Linked DNA regions of Homo sapiens: region 2 is linked to region 1. A link is a contact called in ENCODE Hi-C or POLR2A ChIA-PET data. All regions are on one chromosome and are shown on one strand. The core of a region is the stretch at or near the end of the contact, and the rest is flanking DNA. Distances in the headings are between cores, read along the strand shown. Region 1 has its middle 120 kb from the start of CDKN2B. Region 2 overlaps CDKN2B-AS1 (CDKN2B and CDKN2A antisense cis and trans regulatory RNA 1).

The links. Hi-C counts contacts between places; a loop is a spot of excess contacts on that map. ChIA-PET counts read pairs that join two places held with the same protein, here RNA polymerase II (POLR2A). Pooled maps may share reads with other maps.
Region 2: a map of astrocyte of the cerebellum shows a loop between it and region 1 (5-fold over the local background). The contact joins two enhancer-like sites. A Hi-C loop is called at or near these places in 7 of 168 maps with a recorded cell type or tissue (PC-9, astrocyte of the cerebellum, heart right ventricle and 2 more) and 6 of 50 pooled maps. POLR2A ChIA-PET finds 5 or more read pairs at or near these places in 6 of 52 experiments (BJ, PC-9, T-cell and 3 more).

Annotation. Positions count from the first base shown.
Region 1 is chr9:22,121,731-22,127,553 of GRCh38, reverse strand. It overlaps a transcript of CDKN2B-AS1 not described here. Among named protein-coding and RNA genes, the nearest start is that of CDKN2B, 120 kb to the right of the region's middle. Within about 2 kb of position 2,818, at least 3 of the 41 ENCODE cell types and tissues checked have a DNase peak (open chromatin) inside an H3K27ac peak, as active enhancers do.
Region 2 is chr9:22,080,491-22,086,615 of GRCh38, reverse strand. The region is part of intron 12 of CDKN2B-AS1 (CDKN2B and CDKN2A antisense cis and trans regulatory RNA 1); the gene reads right to left. Among named protein-coding and RNA genes, the nearest start is that of CDKN2B, 74 kb to the right of the region's middle. Within about 2 kb of position 1,300, at least 5 of the 41 ENCODE cell types and tissues checked have a DNase peak (open chromatin) inside an H3K27ac peak, as active enhancers do.

The DNA.
Region 1 (5,823 bases), core at 1,569-4,068:
CTTCTCTGTTAAACAATGACCATCTTTTCCTCGTTAAAGCTCTTGTAAGCTCACTATCGTTCTAATTCACCAGCTGTGAGAAAGGGAAGCAATTTAATGAATAATCCATCCTCAAAAATTACTAAGAGGCAGTGCATCTAGGCATACTTACCTTGCTTTTAAAGAAAACATTTAGGCTGGGCACAGTGGCTCATGCCTGTAATACCAGCACTTTGGGAGGCGAAGGCAGGTGGATCACAAGGTCAGGAGTTTAAGACCAGCCTGGCCAAAATGGTGAAACACCATCTCTACCAAAACTACAAAAATTAGCTGGGCGTGGTGGCAGGTGCCTGCAATCCCAGCTCCTTGGGAGGCTGAGGCAGGAGAATCGCTTGAACCTGGGTAGCAGAGGTTGCAGTGAGCCGAGATCACGCCACTGCACTCCAGCCTGGGCGACAGAGTGACACTACATCTAAAAAAAGAAAAGAAAAAGAAAAAAGAAAACATTTAGCTCCAACTGGCTGCTAATTGGTCATATGTCAAACAACAAAAAAGTATCTTGTTTTGTTTTTAGGTAAAAGAGATCAAACAATGTAAAAGATTTGATGCATAATGTCATTCTTCTAGTCTTAATACTTCACCTACAAATAAGCTTATGACACCTCCCCACCTTCTGTTTTAATCACTGTTCTCGATACTCCTTAGAATTCACTCACTTCTCACGCCTGTAATCCCAGCACTTTGGGAGGCCGAGGCGGGCTGATCACGAGGTCAGGAGATCCAGGCCATCCTGGCTAACATGGTGAAACCCCGTCTCTACTAAAAATACAAAAAATTAGCCGGGTGCAGTGGCGGGCGCCTGTAGTCCCAGCTACTCGGGAGGCTGAGGCAGGAGAATGGCGTGAACTCCGGAGGCGGAGTTTGCAGTGAGCCGAGATAGCGCCACTGCAGTCGGCCTGGGCGAGCGAGACTCCGTCTCAAAAAAAAAAAAAAAAAAAAAGAATCCACTTACTCCATCCCCATTCAAGTATACCCAAAGAGAAAAAGGAAAAGCTTAGTTCACCTCTTTCGAAAGATAAGCAAACTTTGCTCTCAACTAAACCTTGGCCAATGCATTTCCCCTTGTATATTTTAATCGTTGTTATTGTTTTTATTATTTTGAAAAGAATACATACACATGACAAAAAAATAAACCTACAAAAGAATATATAATAAAAAATTATTTTCTCACCTATGATAGACCTCTCATTTTATTCTCCAGAGGAAACGACTATCACATTTTCTTATGTACCCTTTCACATATTCATCATGAATATGGACATGGATGTATGATTGCCCTGGAAAAACATAGGTTGGAACTTCAAGGGTTCACTTATAGGTGGCTTTTCTTCCGCCTTTGCCACCCTTGAGACAGTAAGACCAACCCCTCCTTTTCCAGTGTTAATCAACTGTTGATGTTGTTGATAAGGCTTCCAGTCAACAGTAGGCTATTAGCAAAGTTTTGGGGGAGTCAAAAGTTATATGCAATTCTTGACTGCGCAGGAAGCTGGTGCCCCTACCTGCTGCATTATTCAAGGATCAACTGTAAGTAGTTTTTTCTGAATTTTCTTTGGCTATAGTATGAAAGAGAACTATAAACAATTTTGTATCTAGATTTTTCGTTTAACAATATGTCTGGCAGATCTTGGAATATCTGCTTATATCAACTATTTTATTTTTTCAGTTGTTATATATTATTCTTTTTTTAGATATACTGTAATTTGTTGAACAATTTCCCTATTGATGAACATTTGGTTTGTTTTTAGTATTTTTCTAGCGCAATACCACAGTGAACATAATTGTGCATACATGTTTGTATATATTTGTGAGCATAGCTGTAAAACAAAGGGCTCATAATTGCTGAATAAAACAGAAAGTGTGTTTTGATTTTTGACATTCTCAACTTATCTTCCAAAAAGTTTGTCCAATTTACATTTCCTTCACTACTGTATAAATGTGACTGCTTCTGCATACTTTTGTCAACACAGTATTTACCATATATCTTGCTTACCTCTGCGAGTGGCTGCTTTTCAACTGTTGATCATATGGTTAGTATGAGGAATGACAGTAGGGTAGTGACCATAAATTTGGAATGAAATGATAGCCTAAGAAGTGTCATACACAAGTTGGAATATGAAGCAGAGTTAGTTTATTTGTATTTTATAAATATTTCAATAATTCGACATTTAAACATCTCCTCAAAATAGCATGAAGGTCATTCTTTATTGGATATTACCAATATTCCAAATATCTTTGCAGCTCTACTTCGGGTATGATCTTCAGAGTCAGCAGCCCATTCTTTTTTTACTTCTTCAGTAGTAACAGTGTCTTTTAATTTTGATTTGATTTTCCTGATAGCCAAAGGCATTTATAGCCAAGTCATCTAACAAATAAAATTGGTTATCAAGCAAGATAAAATGGTTTTGGTTAAAAATGAGATGTATCTTAAAATGATGTGAGCATATGTGTGTGTGCACACGTGTGCGTGCATGCACGTACATGTGAGAGAGAAACATAGAGAGAGACTGAGAGAGAAACTAGGTCTGAATAATATTTTCAGTGAAGAGTTTAAATATGTTTTATGCTAGTATGTGTGAAGAGTTTCCCAAGGTCACAGCCCTGAAGGACAATTCTCATTTGCGTGTAGACATTGTGGTGTGTTTGCTTTAAAAGATTGATTGTTTTATAGCTATAACTCATAAAGCCTGTGGTCATAAAACACCTCACCCTATCTTGAAGGCAGGCCACACTTGTGTAAACAATGGTATCACATTCTAACTTAGCTGAGACGACTTCTGGCCCTGACATGGCTAGACTCCACGCTGTTCCCAAGTAGCCAGGACTACCTCTAGTTCCACATAATAAATATGAATGATAGCTCAACTAGAAAAACAAGAGAAAAGTTAGTTTTTTAAAAAATAGAGGTTAAGTGATGAGAAATTACTACAAAAAATTTAAAGACAGAAATAAGCATAATATTTGTTTGTTATAAAAGGCGTTACAATTAAAGAGAGAGAGAGAAGGAGAAACTACTCTGTCTTGATTCTGCATCGCTGCTTACCGGAATGACCACACCCTGACTTGTCCCACAGCCCTGTCTGGCCTCAGTTCAGTTCCAACTAACTTAACTGTCCTCTTTGTCACTTTCCAGTGACACTCCACAAATTGGCTGTTTGTTAGTTTAGAAGCTTTTAATTTCTTGAAACTTTGTATTCTGTACCTACTACCTCTACATTTTGTCTACCCATCCCTTTCTTAATGCCCTTAAAATGTGGGATTGTGGTTTGCTGAAAAAAGACCAGACTTTACATCAAATAGAAATGGATTAAAATCTTGGCTTTTAGTTGCGACCTCAGAAAGTGTAATTAATCTTCCTAACCTTTTATAAATGAAATATATATATATTGCCAAATGTTCTAAATTGTTTGAGTAATATATGTTCATAAAAAAACTACAAAAAGATTATACAAGGCAAATATTCATCAGTTTGGTGTATTTGTCTATGCATATGATACCTGTATAAGTTTTACAAAATGAGAACTAATACAATATTTATTGCCTGCAATTTGCTTTGTTTTTATTTATATTTTCAGTAAATGGTTATTCAGCGTCTGCTTACACATCTATCTATAGAGAACAAGAGCTACATAATTGCAAAAATAGTCCTTTCCGTTGTCATTGTTTACGCTCATTGTAGTTGATTTTAGAATGTCTTCTCCATTTGTTTTAAATCTTCCTCACTCTATTTGCATCCATTTGTCCTATTTCTGTCCCCTGGAACAACACAGATAAATCTAATCCCTTTACCACATAACAGACTTTAAACATGAAAAGTAAGCCCTCACTTCTCTCTGACTGTCTTCTTCTTCTAGTTAAACAATGTCAGGGTTTTTTTAATCCATCTTCTCATTCATCATTACTTCTGGATCATTGGCCATCCTAATAGCAGCACCTGCCAGCTCTTTGGCCTCTCTTACCCCTCGAGACCTCCCTCAGTTCCATCCCTCACCTCTTTTGGTGCAAACACATTTCTCCCCAACTTCTACTGAAGTTTTTATTCTGTTTTCATTTCTCTCCTCAGCTACACTAGCATTTCCTCTAAGAACTGAAACAAGACAAGGATGCCCACTCTTAACATTCTTATTCAACACAGTAATGGAAGTCCTAGCCCAAGCAACTAGGCAAGACAAAGAAATAAAGGACATCCAAATTGGAAAGGAGGAAGTCAAATTGTTCCTGTTTGCAGATGACATGATTTTATATACAGAAAAATCTAATGACTCTACCAAAAAACTCAGAGCTAATAACAAATTCTGTAAAGTTGCAGAATACGATATCAATATACAAAAATCAGTAGTATTTCTATACATGAACAATGAACTAGCTGAAAAAGCAATCAAGAAGGCAATCCCATTTACAATAGCTACGAAAACAATAAAATACCAAGGAATAAATGTAACCAAGGAGGTGAAAGACCTCTGCAACTAAAACTACAAAATACTGATGAAAGAAATGGAAAAGGACATAAACAAATGGAAAGATATCTGCTGCCCAAAGCAACCTATAGATTCAATGCAATCCCTATCAAAATACTAATGACGTTCTTCACAGAAATAGAAAAAAAAATTCTAAAATTTATATGGAACCACAAAAGACCCCAAACAGCCAAAGCAATCCTAAGCAAAAAGAACAAAGCTGGAGTTATCACACTACCAGACATCAAAGTATACTACAAAGCTATAGTAAACAAAATAGCATGGTACTGGTATAAAAACAGACACATAGATCAATAGAACAGAATAGAGAACCCAGAAATTAATCCACATATCTACAACCACCTGATTTTTAACAAAGATATCAAGAACACTCAGTGGGTAAAGGACAGTCTCCTCAACGAATGGTGCTGGGAAAACTGGATATCTATATGCAGAAGAATTAAACTAGATTCCCGTCTCTCACCCTATATAAATATCATTGCAAAATGGATCAAAAACCTAAATGTAAGACATGAAAAATAGAATTACTAGAAGAAAACATAGAAGAAATGCTTCAGGACCTTGGTCTGGGCAAAAATTTTCTGAATAATACCTTAAAAACATAGGTAACACAAACAAAATACACAAATGGGATTATATCAATCCAAATAGCTTTTGTACAGCAAAGGAAGTAATCAACAGAGTGAATATACAAACTACAGAATGGAAGAAAATATTTGCAAACTACTCATCTGACAAGAGATTAATATCTAGAATATATAAGGGACTCAAACATCTCAACAGTAAAAACAATCTAATTAAAGAGTAGGAAAATGATCTGAACAGACGTTTCTCAAAAGAACACATACAAATGGCCAATAAATATATGAAAAAATGCTCAACATCCCTAATCATCAGGGAGATGTGAATTGAAGCTGCAATGAGGTATCATCTCACCCCAGTTAGGATGACTATTGTCAAAGAGACAAAAAAAAAAAAATAACAAATGCTGGCAGGGATTTGGAGAAAAGGGAATTCTTATACACTGTTGGTGGGAACGTAAACTAGTACAACCACTATGGAGGACAGAATGGAGGTTCCTCAAAAAACTACGAATAGTACTATGGTATGATTGAGCAATCCCATTACTAGCAATTTATCCAAAGGAAAGAAAATCATTATATCAAAGAGACATCTACAGACCATGTTTATTGCAGTACTATTCACAATAGCCAAGTTATAGAATCAATCCAGGCATCCAAAAACAAAGGAATGGACAAAGAAAATATGGTATATATACACAATGAAATACTATTAAGCCATAAAAAGC
Region 2 (6,125 bases), core at 51-2,550, 39 kb after region 1:
TGTTATTGTTTTTAAGAATTTCATATTTTCTAAAAGCTTCAGAGAAGTCATGGGAAAAAAAGAATATTATTGAACTCTAGTAGACATTTTCACTTTTTAACTTTCAACTTACATGTGAGATAAGTGAGGGGCATCTTCATCTCACGTGTGCTTGGGACTTGTAAATGTTTTAATCTGGCCCTGACGGGTAAATTTCTCTCCAAAAAAAACTGAGGTTAGATATAAACTTCCAACTCACCTTTCTCAAGTTACTTGTGTTTTAAATACTTTTAATTATGCTACTTTTTAAGCATAATTCTTGGCTTTATTCTCTACTCCAAAAGGAGCAGAATAAAATAAATGGCTGAGTAGGATCTGAACTGAGATATGAGAAGAGAGGAAGGGCCATTAAACAAACACTGATCAAGCTCCTTGGGGCTATCAAGTTCTTTGTATCTATTCTGATTTTCATCTCAATAATAACTCTACCACATTGAGATTTTTATTCCAATTTTAAATATGTTGAATTAAGGGATAGAGTAGGAGAGTGATTTGATAAAGTTTATAAATCTAGTAATAGCAGAATGAAGATTTAAATTCTGGAAGTTTGAATCTTCTGACCCCCAAGGTTCATCTTCTTTCTGTTGAACTATCCTGCCTCTCGAGGGTTTGTGTTGCCAAATACTTAAGGACAAAATCAAGAGATTGTGAAATTGAATCAAAGAAATGGGCTACGAGATGCAAAGAAATAGAAAAACAAGTCAAAACCTAATCCAGGCAACAAATAGACATTTGGCACAGGAGACCTGGACACTTGTCTAGACATGGTCAGAGAAAGGAGGGAGGTCAAGGATCAGTAGTGACTCCAAGATACCCTGAGATATAAAGAGAGGGACTTTTTTTTTTTTTTTTTTTTGAGACGGAGTCTCGCTCTGTTGCCCTCGCTGGAGTGCAGTGGCACGATCTCGGCTCACTGCAAGCTCCTCCTCCAGGGTTCACGCCATTCTCCTGCCTCAGCTTCCCGAGTACCTGGGACTACAGGGGCCCGCCACCACACCTGGCTAATTTTTTGTATTTTTTAGTAGAGACGGGGTTTCACCGTGTTAGCCAGGGTGGTCTTGATCTCCTGACCTCGTGATCCGCCCGCCTCAGCCTCCCAAAGTGCTGGGAATTACAGGCGTGAGCCACCGCGCCCGGCCAGAGAGGGAACTTTTATATGTTCCTTGGTGTGGGGCCAGAACAAGATGTAGGTGTGGCTAGGTCCTTGGGATAAACAGGCACACCTGAGGAATAAGGAATGCACTTGGCAGGGTGGGGTTGGGATAAGCATACCTTGAGGGTAAGCTTGCTTTTTCCCAGTTAGGTGAGATTTCCTTTACCTCATACAAATTAATCTGTGGGCAAACTAGCTACCTAACTCTTAATTAACTGATAAACTTTTTTCTCCTTGATCATAACCCAAGTATTGGAAATGTATAAAGAAGTTCTTTATAGATAGAAGTTCTTTTTGTCATGCATTTTAGTAACCACAGTTTATTGGGGATTATCAAAGCTATGAGAATGTTACCATATTTGAGTTCTCTGTGGAAAAATGTTCACTCTACTAACATTTCTCCTGTTCTCATACCAAAACACTGTGCTGGGGTTGCCTGAGTTGTCGTCTGGGTGTTCGTGTTATCTTAGATATCTGTCACTTATGGAGATTAAGTATCATATTACAGCTGCTGGCTCAGATGATTCCACAATTTCAGCTGTATGACTCAGCTTGTGGAAAAGAATGCAATTTCTTTAGTGTATCAGTTTTAACCAGCCAGTCTTCATAATGAATGCCCTGTGCATTTTTCACAGCCCTACTCATTCTTACAGTGCTACCAAGAAGACATGGCAAATGTCTGTATTTACCTAAACCTAAAGATAAACAATGTTACTGCTGAGACATATTTTCAATCTGGGATTACCAAGAACCCATTTTAGTTTCAACCCAAAGTTGGATATGCCCCACAAAACAATTTGGGAGGTCAAATCATGCAACAGAACTCCCAGAGACAAAAACCCATATCACACCCCTGCCCACCCCCTTTCTCTGAGAGTAAAAAAAATGTAGCCTACCCACATGCTGTTAGACAAAGGCTGAAAGGTGCTTTGATCAGGCCAATACTCTGCTCCCTGGGAAGTACACAAACTCTTCTATTAAATATAATTTACTACATGGCCAATTTCTCAAGAGAAATTCAACTGAGTTTTAAATAAAGTTTTCTGTATTTAAACATAATATAAAATTAACCTGCAAAATTTAATAGTGGTAGATTATATTGCTTCTTTTACGAAGGTAATATAGAAGTTGTCATGCCTGACCTAGGAACAGCCCTTTTGTGAAATAGCCCTAAAGCTCTAAGCCTAGAGTCAGAAAGAGACTTGGGCTCAAATTCTGGCTCAATTATTTGACTATATTACCTTGGGTGTGTTACATAACCTGCCTAAATCTCTTCATCTAAAACACAGGAAAAATAAATTTTACTTTAACAATTGTTGGTGTGAATCCAATGAAATGGTGCAAGTAACTACTTACAACAATGCATGAATCTTAAGGAACTGTTAAGAAAGGTAATGTAAATTTTAAAAGCAAAAGTTTCAATCAATGGTCAGAAAGAGATTTAAGATCACAAAGATGTAAAGTGATTAATTATTGAGGGAAAACTGAAGTTTTGAGTATTTTGAAAATTCCATGTAATATATAGCGCCATCACCACCCAAACACCAGTGTCCTCCATATCTAAATCTACAGCCTTGACCTCTGTTCTAAGCGTTAGACTCTAATATCCAACTAAATCCACAGGACCAGTCCATCTCAACACATCCAAAACTGAACTCAGCATCTTACCTACCCTCCAAAAACTTCACTGAGTCACAAAATTCAGAAACCTGGATGCCACCCTAAAATCTTTTCTTTCTCTCATTCTCCACCCCAAACATCTAAATATAGGCTGATCGAGCTGTGGTTCTTGAACCTGGCAGAGCTTCAGCATCACCTAGGGTGCTTTATAAGAATACCAAGTTGTATTCCAGAGATTCTGATTCAGAATATTCAAGGTATGCCATGGGAATCTTCATTCAAAAATAAAAACAAAACCTCCATGAGAACTGGCTACTCATTGAGATTTGGGAGCCACTGTTGTAGTATACCTTCTTACCATATCTCATATCTGTACCTTCCTCTCTGTCCCAGCGGTAGCATTCTTACCTCTGACCCTCCTGTCTCTCTTGAATGAAATCATTCCATAAGTGGGCACTCTGCATCCCCTGCACTCCATCCCATTAATTCATCCTTCCCAGTGCTTCCAGATCCATTTATCTAAACCCAGCCTTCAGAGAAAAATACATCTAAATTCAAATCCCTGCTTTGCTAATTACCAGGTCTATAGCCTTGAGCAAGTTAGTTCATCTCTGTATGATGCAATTTTCTCATGAGAAAAATGGGAATCTATTAAATGTGATTTAGATGGGATAACATACGTATAGTTCTTAGTACAGGGCATGGCATATAACAAGCTATTAGTGTTATTATCATTATTGTTTTTGTTATTATGACACAAATCTAATCATGTAATTCATGTTACATGTCCTCTTCCTGCTACCAGCCTTCTTTTCTGTGACAGAACCCCAGGATTAGGCCTTCTTGATTCCAATTGGCTTTCTCAAGCCTGAACCTCTAATGATCACTATCATGAGCCATCTTCTAATATTGCACCTGTCTTTCCAGATTTCTTTCCGTGGCTTACACCTGATTATATGGCTTAGTCAAATGGAAATAGTCTAATTTGGTTTATCCCCTGCCCATGTCTGACTTACCTAACTACCAGCAAGCTAGAGTCGGGTATCCTCACTCTACATGAAGTTGGTAAACACAATCCTCTACATGTTTTCTATAGTTCCCAATTTACTACAGGTATAAAATATACATAATTATATGCTCCTCCTTAAAAATAAAGTTCTGACTATTTCCTAGCCAGTACTTAAAGCTTAAGCTCCGATAGCAATAAAGTACTGGCTACGAATTAGTCAGAACATCAAAATCATGATACGTTTATCTATTCCTTCATTCAACAAATTTTGGAGTGCAGTGGGATTAAGATATAATGGACTCAGTTCCAAGTCTGGCTCTGTAGCTTTCCACATGTGTGATCTTGAGCAAGTTACCTAATGTCACTGGGCCTCTATATCATGATCAACAAAAGGAGGAAATAACATTTTCTGATGAGATTGATGTGAATAGTGAGCCACTAGCACACTTTATGCCTTGTACAAGAAATCAAAACACAGTTATGCTGCTACTGTTATATAAAGAGCAATAATGAGGGTGATGACAATGTCATAACATATCACTGCTTTCAAGACCCGCTATAACTAGCAGACCAGCAGAAAGAGAAAAGTACAACCAGACCAACAGGCCCAAAATTATAAAAATCAACTCTGCAGTAAGACTGGCCTGTAAGGGAAGTGATTAATCTTGTGAATTAAAATGTTAGGGAAAACAAGTGAACTGGGGACCAGTTTAAAGAGATGTCATTTTCTTAAGTATAGGTAGGTCTGGAGGATGAGACCAACAAGAGGTCAATACCTTTATCAGGGAGTAAAACTTGGGTTTCAGAAAGGTGCATGGTGGTTGAAGCAAGACCCCAGCCACAGGCTGGGGGTATATGAAGGAAAGAGGAGACAGAGTAAAAAAAACTCCTGGGAAAATACATTTGTAGAACACAACAACCCCAAAAATGATGATGATAGCCAGCTTTCACTGAGTGTCCATTAAGGATTGGGTGCCATGTTCTTCCTTTCTACATTTTCCCTATTTTTCATAACACTGTAAAAGATTGGGTGCCAGATGGGGAAACTGAGTCAGAGGGAAAAGTGTCAGAGATTTTTTCAAGATTACACAACTAATAGACAAGCTTCCTAGGCTGGAGTCTAATCATGAAAGCACTTGAAGGGGGAGTTTCAGCTCACTGATCATGGGCCTGTCCCAGGGGCTGTGTTGAATTAATTTGCATGCTGTGCTCAGACCCACAACTTGTTCCCATTTCTGTAATCCCTAAAATCTCTTTTCCTGGGATCAGGCCAGGCAGGGCCAAGTCTCTGGAGTAGAGAAGAACTTAGGTGACTCAAGTGTCAACTTTGGGTTGGTAATACCTAGCCTAAACAACTCTATATTTCCAAATCAGACAAGAGTTCACTCATAAATCTCCTACACTCTGTCCATCACTTCAAAGTAAATAACCTCCCCAAGAATCGATTCTAGAGAGTTAATTCAAAATACTCAAGACACATTGCCTCATTAGTTATAATGTAAAAAAAAAAAAAAAAAAAGCTAAAGAACAAAATATCTGATAACATGGGAATGAATAAGTAACTTGGGGCACAACCCCATAAAAACAGTCATTAAAAACTTGTATGACAAAATGTACATGACAACTTCAAAACAACATCAAATAGACTTATGATATAAGCTACAGTTTTAAAAGGAGTCAAAATTATATTGCCATATGGACCTAATTGTATTTTTATTTAAAGCATAGAACAGAACTAAAAGAAAAAAATGTACTGCAGTATGAACAAGGGTTGACTCTAGGTAGTCGGAGTGGAGATTAAACTCTTTATTTTTCTACTAGCTGACATTTTATGATATTTTTAAGAAGCATAGGCTAATTCTCATGCAAAAAAACACAAAATATTTCAAATAAAAAGAACTAGCTTCCTAAAAAGTCATAGTACTTTTGGAATAGTTTCTGAGTCTGGCTCAGCCCACCCTCCTATTTTCTTTGTCATGTAGCTATAATTCCATGACCCAGCAGTCTGGTGGCCTGTGGTCATCAGAACTATCAAGTAATTTCCCTTAAGTTTTAAAGGTTTTGCCATTTTCTCCACTACCTTACAAAAAGCCTTCAACAGGTTTTTGGCTCTGCAAACTGTCAGAAATACAGTCTTCCTTCCAACAGCCCATTTCCATAGAGTGATGTGGTAAAACACAGGACCACACAGGCAAAGCCTGGTTTTAATTGTTAAACATTTCCCATTGTGTTTGATTTTCTTCTCCCTGATGGGCTTCACTAGAACTCATCTGTAAAGCTCTCCTTAAAGACTCTCAACCCAAA